Linked DNA regions of Homo sapiens: region 2 is linked to region 1. Evidence: chromatin contacts called from ENCODE Hi-C data. All regions are on one chromosome and are shown on one strand. The core of a region is the stretch at or near the end of the contact, and the rest is flanking DNA. Distances in the headings are between cores, read along the strand shown.

Evidence for each region. A loop is a pair of places that touch in the nucleus more often than their neighbours do. Pooled maps may share reads with other maps.
Region 2: a map with no recorded cell type shows a loop between it and region 1 (4-fold over the local background). The contact joins two enhancer-like sites. A Hi-C loop is called at or near these places in 2 of 168 maps with a recorded cell type or tissue (lower leg skin and mammary epithelial cell), 1 of 37 single-sample maps with no recorded cell type and 1 of 50 pooled maps.

What each region holds. Positions count from the first base shown.
Region 1 is chr4:176,837,123-176,840,906 of GRCh38, forward strand. No RefSeq gene overlaps it. Among named protein-coding and RNA genes, the nearest start is that of LINC02509, 37 kb to the right of the region's middle. Within about 2 kb of position 2,154, at least 3 of the 41 ENCODE cell types and tissues checked have a DNase peak (open chromatin) inside an H3K27ac peak, as active enhancers do; they include mammary epithelial cell, where a contact is called at or near this core.
Region 2 is chr4:176,901,046-176,904,829 of GRCh38, forward strand. No RefSeq gene overlaps it. Among named protein-coding and RNA genes, the nearest start is that of LINC02509, 27 kb to the left of the region's middle. Within about 2 kb of position 2,051, at least 4 of the 41 ENCODE cell types and tissues checked have a DNase peak (open chromatin) inside an H3K27ac peak, as active enhancers do; they include mammary epithelial cell, where a contact is called at or near this core.

The DNA of each region.
Region 1 (3,784 bases), core at 904-3,403:
AACTAATTTGACTATAGTGTGAAATCTTCTTAAAGTGGATGATCTGATGATTCTTTGCTCACTGAGGACAGCAGCGTAGGAGTAAAATTTTAGTTATTTTTAAGAACCCATTTCTTAAAATGTATGGCATGAATTGTACTCATTATTTCCAGCTTCAAGTATTCCACGAGAATTACTCTGTTTCTTTGTTTGTGGTATAATCATGGGAAGTTCACCTAAGGGCAGAGTGGTAAGTGTAGAAAATCCTGGTTTATTGCAACACATGGGGACTATATTTGGCCTTCGAAAGGATTACTTGCTCTAAAGTTTTAGCATGCAGCATCTAGTATTCAGGATAAAACATCATGTTTTTTCTTAAAATCCTGGTCAAAGTTCTGGTCAAATAGCATACTAGCTTTTTTTTTTTTTTTTTTTTTTTTTTTTGCCCAGGCAAAACTGCATTGTCATTGTGTCCGTGATATCCAGTTAATACCTTGTTAATAGCCTATACCCTCTAGTAGGCTTTAAAAAAAAGGTCTTTGTAGGGTGGGGACACAGATGAACATAAATCATAATTAATTAACAGGCCACAAGGATTGCCATGAAAATAATAGCTTCCTGGGTCCTTCAAATCTAATCTACCATCAAACTTTCAGAGTCAAAGCAATCTCTTTGACAGCCACTTGAGTTAATTTGAAATTAGATAAGTGGAGAAAGCAGAGAAGCTTTCCTTTTATTGAATAAAAATTAACTTCTAAACCATGGAAAAATAACCTTTCCTGTGATTTTGTGATTGGTGATCACACTGGAAAATTGTTCAAAAGTATTAAAAATATTGATTCAATAATGGATAATCTTTTACAGCTTTTATTTTTAGTGTCCCTTGAAGAACCCAATTCTTTAATTACTCTTACAGAAGGAACACAACTTCATAATCCTTAATTTAGGTTCAATAGAGCAACAACAATCGTTGGATCAAGACAAGTCTAGGTTTAAATTCTGTATTTTTAACTTGTAGTAACCGTTCTAGATGCCAAGTTTCCCTTCATAAAACTAGGGTAGTACAGGCTCACTATCCCTTATTCACAATTCTGAAACCCCTAAACCACTAGAAACCATTTTTTTCTTACTTTGCAGAAAAACCTGATGTGACCCGAATCCATTATGTGAAAACCTGACTAGCACTGATGTGGGGCTACTTACAGCCTTTACTTATTCTATCCTATATAGATATGCATACATTTCACTGAGGAAGGATTAATGTTGTTTACCGAAGAAAGACACCCCAGGCCTAAAACCCAAAGATTTCGGAATCCTGACACATATTTAGCCGGAAGGATTTCATATAAGGGATTATGGACCTGTAATACCAATGATGAGGATTCATATGCAGAGTAAAAAAGCAATCAATATTAATTAGTAATGCTTGACCCAAAGTAGATTTTTTTCAACAAACACATTGTTTCCTGTTCCTTCACAGACAAGTGTTCTGTGCAAAATTATATTCGTGTTAAATGATCCATTTATTGCCTTACCTCCCCAATAAATGTGTGATGACATCTTTTAAAAAAGAATAATTTTGGTTCAGATCTATAAGATGTGACAAACCGCAATTGTGATGTTTGGAATGATTCCAACACAGTATTACAGTTTTTTTTAAAGGCCATGCCATGGACAGTTTCTTATTGTCTTACCTCACTGGGCACGCCCAGTGCTGGCCGTGTATTGTGACTTGCACAGACAGGAAGGCCACTAGGATCCTGAAATGCTAGAAATAACTCAAAAATAAAAAATAAACACCAGCAGTAAAAAGTTAGACAATGGAGAAAATGATTTAGAAGGAAAGCCTAAATATTTTAACTCAGTGTTTGACTATGAAAATGGGTAAAGAGAATGGCATATTCAGAAAGTATCTAAACCAAAGTCAGTGAGAGAACTACTTAACATGACACTAGAGTGAATAACCTTAAAGGAATGTTATTCTCATTTATCAATTCAAGGTGATGATAGGACTAGTTCATCATTTCGATTTCAAGATTTACTGTTTTCCAAGTGTATCTTGGCTATTGCCTCGTTCTCATGAGTCTCTAAATACCGTTCACTAAGCCCAAATTAATTGTCTGAAGGCACATAGTGAAGCAGTAATACTGGTTAGCAATGTTTGTTTCATCAATGAAGCTACTGCTCTTTCCATAAGTATGACTAATAGGTTAAAAATATGCAAAGGGAAACTTGGGAAGTCTGAGGGATTTTCCAACTCCAACAACCAATTCTCTGATTCTCTGGACACCAGCTGGGTGTATAACAACTCAGTTCAATTCTGACACCCAGAGTTAGCTCAGATCCCACAGCTTAAAGGCTTGGTCCCACAGGACTACCCCCACTTCAGGTGTCTGTCATAAATCCTGGGCCTCCGGTACTTCTGACCAACTGGCTATAAATTCAGGATTCTCCTGATCCCTTCCTAAGGTTTGGTAATTTGCTCGAATGCCTCACAGAACTCAAGAAGATGCTTCTCTTATGTTTACTGGTTTATTATAAAGGACACAAATGAACGTCCATATAAAAAGATACATAACGTGAGGTTCAGAAGGGTTTCCAAGCAGAGGCGCTTCCATCTCCATCCTCCATGGGTGGACAAGTTCACTAATTCTAAAGCTCATTGATTCCTGTTATTCAAGAGTTTTTATAGAGCTCAGTCTCCAGCCCTTCTTCCCTCCCTAAAAGTCAAGGGTGGGGCTGAAAGTTTCCACCCTCTAATCACTTGGTCTTTCTGGTAACCAGCCCCAACCTGAGGCTATGTAGGGATCCCATCCAAAGTCAACTAATTAGCATACATTCTGCTGTGGAAAGGAGCTCTTTATGCATAAAAGAAGACTCTCTGATCAGGGAAATTTCAAGAGTTTTAGGAGCTCTGTGCTAGGCACTGGGACAAAGAACAAATATATTTCTTCTTTTTTTTTTCTTTTTTTTATTACACTTTAAGTTTTAGGGTACATGTGCACAACATGCAGGTTAGTTACATATGTATACATGTACCGTGTTGGTGTGCTGCACCCATTAACTCGTCATTTAACATTAGGTATATCTCCTAATGCTATCCCTCCCCCATCCCCCGACAAATATATTTCTTATTACACTACAGTAGTTCCCCCTGCCCCTTATCTGTGGTTTTACTTTCCATGGTTTCAGCTGCTTGTGGTCAACCACAGTTTAAAAATAGTAAATGGAAAATTACAGAAATAATTAACTTTAAGTTTTAAATTGGACATCTTTGAATAGTGTGATGAAATATTACACTGTCCCTCTCCAGCCCACCCAGAACCAGAATCATCCCTTTGTCCAGAGTACCCATGCTCTATATACTGCCTGTCTGTTAGTCACTTAGTGACTGCTTTGACTGTCAGATCAACTGTCGGCAGTATCATCGCAGTGCTTGTGTTAAAGTAACCCTTTTTTACTTAACAGTGGTCCCAAAATTCAAGGCTAGTGAGTTTGGATTTGCCAAAAGAAGCTGTAAAGTGCTTCCTTTAAGTGAAAAGGTGAAAGTCCTTGTTTTAGTCCATTTTTGCATTGCTAAAAAGAAATATCTGAGACTGGGTAACTTATTAGAAAAGAGGTTTAATTGTGTCATCCTTCTGCACACTGTACAAGAAACAGTACTAGCCGGGCACGGTGGCTCACGCCTGTAATCCCAGCACTTTGGGAGGCCAGTGCGGGCAGATCACTTGAGGTCAGGAGTTTGAGACCAGCCTGGCCAGAGATGGCAAAAACTCATCACTGCTAAAAATACAAAAATTAGCTG
Region 2 (3,784 bases), core at 801-3,300, 64 kb after region 1:
GAGGCACCATATTATATATAATTGTGCATGGGCTTGGAGGTGAATGTGTGCGTGTGTTTATGTGTGTGTATTTTGGGAGATGCGTCATATTATATATGATTGGGCATGGTTTGGATTTCTACATTTACATTTCCAATAGTTCTTTTAAGTATTTGAATTTTTCTTTAAGAATTGCAACTAACAGCCGGGCGCGGTGACTCACGCTTGTAATCCCAGCACTTTGGGAGGCCGAGGCGGGTGGATCACGAGGTCTGGAGACCGTGGCTAACAAGGGGAAACCCCGTCTCTACTAAAGAAAAAAAAAATTAGCCGGGCGTGCTGGCAGGCGCCTGTAGTCTCAGCTACTCGGGAGGCTGAGGCAGAATGGCGTGAACCCAGGAGGCGAAGCTTGCAATGAGCCGCCGCTGCACTCCAGCCTGGGCGACAGAGCGAGACTCCGTCTCAAAAAAAATAAAAAAGAAAGAAAAGAAAAGAATTGCAGCTACATATTATTAAAATGATTTCCATCTGGTAGCAACATGCTTGAATTGTAAAAAAAAGAAATTAAAAAGGAAATAAAACTCATCTATACTAAGAAACTAAAGTGATAAATTAAAAAGCACAGATCAAAAATCAAAGTTTTCATGCATTTAACAGCCATGCCATATAATAAAATACACTGGAGCTAATGATAGTAGAATCGAGCCCATTACAGTTCTTTGGTTTTGACAAATTTAAACAATTATCTTTCAGCACTCCTCCACGTTATCATTTTAAACTTTTAAAAATATAGAAAGTGAGAACATTAGGGAAGATAGGGGTAAGAAAATCAGGCATTTTTTTCACATCTTGTATATATATATACACATCTCTCTCTCTCTCTCTCTCTATATATATATATATCTATATAGAAAAAAATATAGAGAGGCTTGCTACCTTCAGATAAATGACTTTTTGCACTATACACACTTTTGTTAAAAAAAAAAAAAACCAAGGCAGAGCACTGTGGCTCAAGCCTGTAATCCCAGCACTTTGGGAGGCCAAGGCGGGCAGATCTCCTGAGGTCAGGAGTTTGAGATCAGCCTGGGCAACATGGTGAAACCCCGTCTCTACCAAAAATACAAAAAGTTAGCTGGGTCTGGTAGTGTGTGACTGTAGTCCCAGCTACTTGGGTGGCTGAGGCAGGAGAATCGCTTGAACCTGGGATCACCACTGCACTCCAGCCTGGGTGACAGAGCGAGACTCCCTCTCAAAAACATAAAAATAAAAATAAAAGCCTAAAAATAAAATTTCCGTCTTCATTGAAATAGACTACTAAGGAATTTTGACAATTATAATTTATTATTACTATTATTATATTTTAATTAAAATTCTTGGCATTGAATGGGCTCAGAAGGGGGTTGGTTTCCACAATTTAAGATTCCAAAGAAATTCCATATCACAATTTTGTTCAAGGAACAGTTTACATAGGTCACGTTGTGCAGTGGACTGAACCACAGGCATGCAGACAGCGCTGGTGTGAATATTTTAGGCTCCAGCAACATACTGCCTCAACTTCTAGCCCTGTTTCAGTGTTTCTCATTGGTAAAAGGAGATTTTAGTCTTATAGATGTTAGACTTCTCTTCAATATCACATGCTGCATGATTCTAGGTAGTCAATATAAAATTAATCAATAAGAAAATGGCAAATATCAATTAAATGTGTGGTGAAACATTTACTTACCAAGTTCTAATAGTGTTAGAGACAGAGTCATGGAAAAATGGGTCAAGCCAGAAAATGTTCTCTACTGCAGGAGTCTCAGATTCAGACATCTACAGGTAATTTGGATCAGTAAAGGGTGCTGGATTTAAGGCAAAAGAAATGGTGAAGGTTGTGGCAGATATGCATTGCATCCAGCGGCTTGTCGCCATATAGGAATGTGGATCGTGTTGATACGTTTTTCTGATTTTCAAGAGAAGTCAAGAATTAGGACTGTTTCATGAAATTTCTCAATTTCTAAAATATTGTGATGGTTAAACAAAGCATGCCTGTGGCTTAAATACAGACTCTGACTTGCCCATCAGTGACTCCTATTTCCAGAACTGTCTATGAAAACAGCTAGAATTAGTAGTATAGTCATTTCCTCTTTGGGTGAATCTGTGGTTTTGAAGATCACATCATTAAAATGAAATGAAACATAAATGTATTTGTCACACTTACTCATATCTAAAAGGAAAATGAAAGCGAAGATGGTGGACTACATTTTCCTGAAGCCACTGTATAGCTTAGAAAGTGGAAAATTACAACTTAACAGATTTGCAGTACTGGTTTTGGAGTCTCATATATACAGTATATTCCTAAAATTATTTATAATTTCTGATTATTTATAAGATTATTTGTGATTTCTAAGATTATTTATGATTATTTATGATTCCTAAGTTATTTATGATTTTTGTGTGTAATGCTGGAGCTCAATTTCTAAACAATGCCTATTTATCCAGGCTTGATGCACTACAATTCTCTCTGGATTACAATTCTATGATCTAGCTTTAGGCCCTTTCTTTGCAAAACAGAGAAAGGCATTTGAGTTGCTTCATTTAAAGCAATAATTAAATATATGGCAAAATTACAGGAGACATATAAAATAATACATAGCTGTAATCATTGACTCATATGCACTATCAGTTATAGCTAAAATATACAGCAAGGACCTGTCTGTACCATGTGTGTTTCTTATTCCCCTCACAAAGCAATCATTTGGGGAGCTTTATGTATTAAACGTACTGGCCACAAAGGACTTTATTTGGGAATGCTGCTGTGCTTGCTCTGGCATAGATTTTCACTCTGAAAATGTCTGTTGAGATGTGATGGCTCAAATGTTTTCATTTCCAATAGTATGTCATGGTACATTTTTCATATATATAAAGTTTTGGTGCCGAAGATTGGTAAATATTTTTACATAAAATTAAAAACTAATAGAAAAATGGAGAATACTATACTATCTTAGGCTTATTCCTCATGTTACACAAAGAGCTTTCTTCAGCATTTAAATAAATACTGCAAATACTTTCAAGGTAAGATTTATGTTAACACTGAGAAGAAAGGATATGTTGAAACCGTTTTGTTCATTTAATCAAATGTAAACAATCATTCTAGAACATTCAGATTATGATACATAGAACTTGAAATGATCCAAATTTCCTACACTCCTTTATCCAATTAGTCAAATATTTGCCAATTTTCTCATACAGCAATAGTTGAACAAGCCTATATTGGCCATTTTATATGGACAGACTGTGAAATCTCAGAAGCTCTTCCATTGGTCCTCTGTGATACACATTTGCTCTCGGAGGTAGGAAAGTGTGGTAGCAATGGAAAATGTGTGTGTACAGTGGACTAGTAACAAACACTGTCTCCAAGGGCCACAACTCAGGAGGTGATACAACTAGTCCAAAGATGTGTGGCTTGTGTTTTGCCCATAAGACCAAGTCATTGGAAAAGCTTCAATAAAAATTGTTTTTACCACATTTAGCTTTCAGGTTAATTTGTTTTTGCTTTCAGATGCAACATATCCTTGCTCTTGGTCTTACAGGTAATCAACCAAAGAATAACAATTAGGTTTAACAATGCGGAAGAAAACACTAATAAGCTGTCAGAAACCAATGTCTATCTGTAGCCTCTGAGAAACAGAGTCTGTATTTGTGATTGGAATACACAGGGCATGGGGAAATATGGTAACATTCACCTATAGCCAAAAGTTCTGAGATCAGCAGCTCTCTCTACCTTCTCCACTACAGCACCCAGTGCTGAAGAGTGCACATTGTA